Regions from separate parts of the Homo sapiens genome. Here region 1 is linked to region 2. The links are chromatin loops, found by intact Hi-C in ENCODE. Cell type or tissue: IMR-90. All regions are shown on one strand.

The links. A loop is a pair of places that touch in the nucleus more often than their neighbours do. Peaks named below come from ENCODE experiments on the same cell type or tissue, not always from the same donor. Only the 100,000 strongest peaks of a DNase experiment are listed, where the experiment ranks them.
Region 1: a loop joins it to region 2, with 8 times the contacts of the local background. A loop is called at or near these places in 1 of 110 quality-filtered maps.

The regions. Positions count from the first base shown.
Region 1 is chr9:86,747,715-86,751,714 of GRCh38, forward strand. LOC124902195 (a long non-coding RNA gene) reads left to right here and starts at 3,323. Exons shown (of 2, transcript XR_007061637.1): 1 at 3,323-3,991. In IMR-90, no CTCF peak of the experiment used is centred here; DNase peaks (open chromatin) are centred at 1,977 and 2,337; H3K27ac peaks cover 2,242 bases.
Region 2 is chr9:86,613,422-86,617,421 of GRCh38, forward strand. No RefSeq gene overlaps it. Among named protein-coding and RNA genes, the nearest start is that of LINC02834, 93 kb to the right of the region's middle. RefSeq lists an enhancer at 2,059-2,560. In IMR-90, a CTCF peak has its summit at 2,223 (motif pointing right); a DNase peak (open chromatin) is centred at 1,940; H3K27ac peaks cover 1,303 bases.

The sequences.
Region 1 (4,000 bases), 130 kb after region 2:
TCTTTGCTATGGTCTGATGGTTCTTTCCACACAAATGTGAGGACTATTATTTACTGAGAATTTTGTCTGCAGAAATATGAGGATATAAGATGCGTGTCACTCTAGCTGACATCTATAACCTCAATCCTGAATTCACCCAACATTCCTCTCATTGCAGGGTTGAGAAAATGCCTTTTGGTAAAATCATAGAATGGTAAAGCAATAAGGAACCTTTGGGATCTGCTCAATGCCTGCTCATGGACACAGGCTTCTTAGTGACAGAGCCAGGGCTAAAACAATGAAAGCTATTTCTTTTGCTGGCTATGCATCAACTACTTAATTGAACGTGGTGGCAGTTCAAAATCCTCAGTCCCAGCCCCTTTTCTCACTCTGTGCTCTAACACCAGGTGGACACATTCATTTCCAGATGTTAAATACTGTTGTATGCCTATGACTTCCAAAGTTAGATTTTTAAGCTCCAGACTCATGTATCTAACTGCCTACACACTCTTTCTCCTTGGCTGTCTTGCACATATATCTAAATTTGTCTGAAACAAAGCTCTTGGTCATACACCCAACATTTTACTCCTCACAACCTCCCTCATCTCAGTAAATGTCACCATCATCCACCTGGTTGTTAAAGCTGGAAGTTGGAAGTCGCCCTGGAGTGCTTTCTTTAGTCCACATCTACTTCCAGTCCTGTTGGTTCCACAGCAGGGTAGGTCTCCAACCAATCCATGCCTCTCCATCCCCAAGAGTGTGCTCTCCCAGGTCACTGTTATCTCATATGTAGACTATTCCAACAGTTCCTGAATTTTTTATTTCTTCTTCTTTACCTACTGCTATGATTTGAATACTTGTCCCCTCCAAAACTCAAGCTGAAACTTTCCCAGTGTAACAATATTATGAAGTGGAGCCTTTAAGAAGTGATTGGGTCATGAGGGCCCTCATAGATGGATTAATCTATTCATGGATTAATAAATTAGTGGGTTATGGAGGGAGTGAGGTAGTTATCACGAGAGTGGATCTGTTATAAAAGTCAATTTGGCCATCTCTTGTGAGCTCCGTCACCATGTGATGCCTTGCACCACCTCAGGACTCTGCAGGGAGTCCCTACCAGCAAGAAGGTCCTCTCCAAAGGCAGCTACTAAGTCTTGGACTTCCCAGCCTCCACAATTGTAAGACATAATTTTTTTTTCTTTATAAACACCCAGTCTCAAGTATTGAGTTATAGTAACAGAAAATGAACAAAAATCCCTACCATCCAACCCATTCTCCACACAGCATTCAGCATAATCTAATGATGTAAGCCAGGTTCTATCATGATTGCTAGTTACAATCCTTCTAATTGCATATGGAGTAAAATCCACAATCCACAGTGGTGTGGAAAGCTCTGACAATCCAGTCCCTGCACATCTCTAACTGCAGTTTATCTCACTCTCACCTTTGGTCACTCAGGTTCAGCCATGCTGGCCTTCTTTTAGTTTCTCAAATGTGCACAGTGATTCCTTGTCTCTGGGTCTCTGGCTGTGCTGTTCTTCTGCTTGGAAACACTCTGCCTTCTTCCCCTCCTCATACTCCAGACCTCAGCTTAAGTATGACATCCTCAGAGGGGCTTTTTCTGATAACTTGCCAGTCTCTAAGTCAGTCCTTTGTTAGTTTCCTTTGTAGCACTTATCGCAATTTGTAATTCTTTTATTAATAAGTCCTTTTATTCAAATTCATTTATTGTGACTACTCCAAGAGCAAAGCCAAGTTTGCCTTTCTTATTGTAATATCTATAGCACCTGTCACAGTGCCTGACACATAAGAAGTGCTCATAATATATTTGTTAAAGAAAAATATAAAATCACAGTGCCTCCCTAACATTGGCTTATTATTTTAGAATGAGTTTGCATACCATCCCAGTGAGAAAGTTTTTCTTCTCCGATTAGATCTTTATAAACAATTTCTTCTTCTTTTTGCTTAGAATTTTGCTTCCTTTTAGTATAAATACAGGAATTTGAGAGCTTGTTTGGCAGTAACTATGCTGTTGGCTTATGTACTTTACTTTAGAAAGCATGCAGATGCTAAGTAAACTGCACAGGCCCAGAGATGTATATCCATGTGTCTTTAAAAAATAGACATCTGTTCTTTCTGATCTTCTTCTATGTTCACTGCTGCAGAGAATCCAAACTCAAGCAGATGAGTTAGAATCATTATTCTGAACCTCGTGGTTTTTAATGAATGGCTCCAACTCTTTGTTCTAATAGACATAATCTGTATAAATTCATTGAATGGGACAATGCTGCAAGAGAAAGAAGGTTTTGAAGAATCCACTGGCAAGAGTCCATTTGCTCGTCAGTGATAAGTAACAGGTCACATGGTTTGTCCATAGCCTGGAGGATGATGTCACGGAAGCTGAGGGATTTGCAGAAGAGTCTGACCCTGTATTAACCTCATCATTTGCTTGGATAAACTTCAACCTGGCGTTGCTTTCTTTACTTTGTATATTTCAAATTAGTTCTTCTAGGGGTGATGTAACCCAGAGAAACACAACTACAGGAGTTGTTCAGATGTACATTATTTCCAAAACACAAACAAATCCCCAAGTTTCCAAAAGTAGGGTTTTCCAGTGCTTCTAAATATAGAAGCACAGCCTCAACATTCCTTGGAGAATTTTCTGGAAGTATAAGGAATTGTTAAACTGTAAGGAAGGGAAGAATTAGAGAGTACAATGTCTATAAAGGAGATGACTGAGTATGTAACTACGAAAGAATTCTTCTAAGGCGAGAGACATCTTCTATCATAAATTTACCATCTAAGACTTTCTTGAACTTTTTCAAATTTGCAAAATATACATCATATTGGCTTCATTGATACCAGATAATAAAGCCTCATAAACCTGTGTCTGTGAACCCTCTGTTACATAGTGTATCTACAGCTATGCCCAATCAGGCACTTATTAAATGCTTTTAATTGACACACCTTTAAAAGTTGGGGTAAAAATACCTTTTAGAAAGCTCAAGTAAGTGTTTTCTTAGCTTAGAAAATAGCCTGAAACTGGCCCTGTCTGCTACCTTGTACAAGAAACTCAACCCCATTTTCCATACGTTAATGCAAAATACAGTTTAAAACACAGTTGCCACTGGCAGAAGAAAGCAAAGCAATTGCCCGCATAACCCAATTTCACTTTAGCCTTTGCTGAAGTTGGCCCAGGTTCAGCGTGTCTACACTCATGCCACACGCCTGCGGCCTGGGTTCCTACACCTCCCTAAGTTCCCAGGCAGCCCTGGGCTGGAGGCACAGAGAACACCCAATTTCCCATTAAGCCTCCCCCGCCCTACCCGAACGCCAGGCAGAGTCTTCCCCTGCTTGTCACCTGGTTGGGAACCTTTAGAGGCAGCTCATCTTTGCATCTCCCCATCACAGGGAGCAGTGGTTTTGGTACCCACAGGACTTAGCCTTTGGTTTGCATCTGTCCTTCAGAGGAGGAGGATACAGAGGCTGGTTTTGAGATTATTTGGAGCTGGTGATCAGTGAGGTCTCTTTAAGCTGATTGAGCCAACTGTGCTGACTTAGTCAGTTAACCTAGATAAATACCACTCTGAGTTTTCTTTTTTCATTTAAGAAAAATAGTGTCAGAGTACAGGATGGACTCCCCCAGTGGGAGAGCTGACACCATGTAAATGATTCATTAGCAGATGCTTTAGCTGAACCTCAGCTGTTTTCACCAGTGACGTCGATGTGACGGAGATATTTGTTCAGGTGATGGGACTTGAGTGGGCCTTGGGCCAGACCTCCACCCCCAGGGACCACCCTTCTAGCACTGAAAGGCAATAGTCTTCACACTGGCTGAATCCTGTATTTTCTCAATCCTCCAAATCCGACCAACTTCTCTAAATTGTACTGCAAGGTTTTGGCAGCCAGAGCTCCCACTCCTTGCCACCATCCCACCGCCACCACTGGAGGTGCTGAAGGCCAAGTACAAGCCATCCGGGTGGAAACCTGTATTTGAAGGTCTGCACCGCGGGTAAGTCTC
Region 2 (4,000 bases):
ATAAGCTTATTAACACATTATTCTCTTTATTTGGCTTTTTAAACCATGATTCTCCTTTGAGACCCAAATTATTCAAACACAGTAAAATGTAAGAAGTGGCAGTGGTCCAGTAGACATAGATTTTGCAGCAATTCAAATCACAGAATTCCAAATACAAAAAACTCACATTTAGGATTAGAATATTGCTGTAGTTTTGTTTTCAAGGTAAATACAGCGTGTGTGTTTGTGTGTGTGTGTATGTGTGTGTGCATACACCATGAGGTCCTGAATCAAATTTGTTCTGTCAATTGTGTTATCAAAAAGAAAAATTACAGGCTAAGCATTCCTAGAGCAAATATGTTTTACTAATATCATATATTTACAATTTATACTCAAACTGCTTCCCAAAGATATTTGAAGCAATTTATATTAATAACTATATATAAAAAAATTCTGTTGTAGCAATGACTCTGTACCAATCAGAAAAATTACAAGCTATACATTCCTAAAGCAAATATGTTTTACTAATATTATCATATATTTATAATTTATACTTAAACTGCTTCCCAAAGATATTCAAGCAACTTATATTAATAACTACATATAAAAAATTCTGCCGTAGCAATGACTTTGTACCAGTCACTGTTCTATTTTTTACATACGTTTCTATATCTTCATATCTGTGTTTTCTGTTTATGTGTATTAACTCATTTAACTGTCCCCATTTTACAGATAAGGAGACTGAGGCACAGAAAGGTTAATTAGCTTCCCCAAGTTTACACGGCTGATGAGGGGCAGAGCCGGGATCCAAACCTAGGTAGTCTGACTTCAGAGCCCAGACCCATGCCCTCTGCCAGCATAATTAGAGTAAAACTGGACAATTCAATATCATACAGAAGTGAGGAAGGAAACAGACCTAAGGCATCGGCTAACATAGTCATTGTGATTAGATATTCAATGCGAGTCTCAAAGTCTTGGCAATTAAGACATAAATGGAAACATATCAGTGAGAGAAAGCCCGTCAGTTCAAAATTCCTGATGCTGAATTTATTTATTTATTTATTTAGACACAGAGTCTTACTCTGTAACCCAGGCTGGAGTGCAGTGGTGCAATCTTGGCTCACTGCAACCTCTGTCTTCCAGGTTCAAATGATTCTCCTGCCTCAGCCTCCCGAGTAGGTGGGATTACAGGCATGCACCACCACGCCCAGCTAATTTTTGTATTTTTAGTAAAGACAGGGTTTTGCCATGTTGGTCAGGCTGGTCTCGAGCTCCTGACCTCAAGTGATCCTCCCACCTCGTCCTCCCAAAGTGCTGGGATTACAGGCATGAGCTACCACACCCAGGCTGATACTGAATTTAAAAAGTAACATCATCATGCAAATGTTTTGGGGGGCTATAAGGCCTCGACTGGTTTACTCAGGATAGTTTAGTCAGCATGTATGTGGGGGAATGGCTGGGTGTCGACTGACCTCTGAGTCTTCCTCACAGGGGCTGGTACTGCTAGCACGGAGGAAATGAGAGGGGGGGACGGGTAATGCCTTCTGGGCCAGCATGTTTGGGGCAAGCAGGGTGTACCTTATGGGGACACACTTTCTGTCAGGAGCAGAGCTGGGCCTCCAAATGAAAGGCATCTGTTGTTCTCAGGCACATTCTTGGCATTTCATTTGAGAGAAATGCCTGATGGCCAAAATACCAGCAACGTGCTTGTAAATAACAAATTCCTCAGAGTTACTGAACACATCTCATCCTCTTTTTCAAAAAAGCTTACAATCATTCTTTTGCAGCTTACATAGATGTATTGTTTGCACACCAGGGTTTTTCCTGTCAAATATAATACATTCCTTTGTATCCTCTTGCAATGATTTTGAAACACACAGTTATCTACCAGAGACTTAGTCCTGAATTCTGGCACCTGAGCATGCATTGTCATGCCTTGTGAGATTCTCATTGAGTGTGCTGTGGGAACGAGCAGGCAAGGCCCCCACTGAAAGCATGGCTGATGACATAGGGTCAGAATCATTCATTCCTTCCACAAATATTTCATGAGTTAGTTCATGGCACATGTTAGGATCTACACTGGGGATTCAATAATGAATCAGGCGTAATCGCTGAAGGAATAGAAGGTCCTTTGGAAAAGTCTGATAGGACATATGCAACTATCATACAGAGTGATAGGTGGTAAAATAAAATTAATGACAGGGTGTTGTGGGCTCTTATTTCAGCAGGGGGCAGAAGTGAGCACAGAGAGATCCTTGAGGAGATGACATCCTAGCTGAGCAGTTGTTCTGAAGATGAGAGTAAGCAATGCTGTAGGAAAAGGCTGTTAGGAAGAAAGGGAGGCATCAGAAAGCCTGGGACAATGGGACAGCAGGTGCTCTGGAAACTCTAAGCAGTTTGGAATGGCTGTAGCACATGCAAGAGGTGAGCTGAGGGGCATGCACTGTCTGGGTCATTTAGTGCCGTGGAGCGTGCTAATAAGTTTGGACTTTCTTTTTTTGGGCAATGTGGAGCCAATGAAGAATTTTAGGTAAGGAGGTAGCATCGTCATCATCACTATCTTTTTCATTGCTCCTTTGTATGACTTATGTGTTAGACAATGTTCTAGGTGTAACATACACAGTATTGCAGTTGATTCTCCCAACAATTCTCTGAGAGAGATACTATTATTATTTCCATTTTGCCATGCAAAGATGGGCTTTAGAGAGTAGAGTCTATTAGCTTGCTGAGGCTGCCAGAATAAAGTACTACAGACTGGGTGGCTTAAGCAACAAAAAAATTATTATTATTATTATTTATTATTATTTTTTGAGACAGAGTCTTGCTCTGTCGCTCAGGCTGGAGTGTAGTGGCATGACCTCGGCTTGCTGCAACTTCCACCTCCCAGGTTCAAGTGATTCTCCTACCTCAGCCTCCCGAGTCGCTGGGATTACAGGCATCTGCCACCATGCCTGGCTAATTTTTTGTATTTTTAGTAGAGACAGGGTTTCACCATGTTGGCCAGGCTGGTTTTGAACTCCTGACTTCAAGTGATCTGCCCGCCTTGGCCTCTCAAAGTGTTAGGATTCAGGCGTGAGCCGCTGCGCCTGTCCCAAAAAATTATTTTCTAACAATTCTGGAGGCCAGAAGTCCAAGATCAAGGTGACGGCAGAGCTGGTTTCTCCTGGTCTCTGCCCTTGGATTGCAGATGGCTGTCTTTTTCTTATGTCTTCACGTGGTCTTTCCCCTGCACCTGTTTGTGCCCTGACCTCCTCTTCTCATAAAGACACCAGTCAGATTGGATTAAGGTCTACACTAATGACTTCATTTTAACTTAACTACCTCTTTAAAGACCCCATCTCCAAATGCAGTCGCAACTCAGCATATAACAAGAAGTAACTTGATCAAAGTCACAGAGCTGGTAAGTGGTGGTGTGTGGAATTGAACCCAGGCATTCTGACCTGGAGCCCGAGTTCTTAACCATTATGTTGTAAATCTCAGATTTGTGTTTCAGAAAACACATTGAATGTAGAATAAGGAACACACGCTGGAATGGGTAAAGTCAAAGTGAAAAGGACCAGTGAGGAGGCTTTTGTAACAGGTCTAACTGAGAGAGAATTGCACTGAACTCTAACAGTAGCAAGGGGAGTGCCCACAAATTGATACCTTTAGGAGAGATTAAGGAGGTATGAGAACATGGTGACTGAGTGAGAGAAGGGAATGAAGGAATGGACGAGTTGAGAACATCTCCTAGGTTTCTGGCTTGGACACTTGGTGGATGGGAGTGCTGTTTACTAGGAAGATAGGGAACTGACGCTGTTACCAAAGTCCTCTGCATTGAAGGTCTTTGAAGATCTTCATGACAAACCCTGCTCTCTCTGCACTACATGTTGGGGCTGATTGTAAGAATCATGGTTGGCTGATTCAAGATAGACAAGTATTTGCAGCTGCTCAGCACTCTAAAAAATGCATCTCTCTCCTCTTTCCAGAAAGGCTTAAGCCTTTCTTGAAATGTGTATTTTCTTCTGTTTTCCTTTAAATG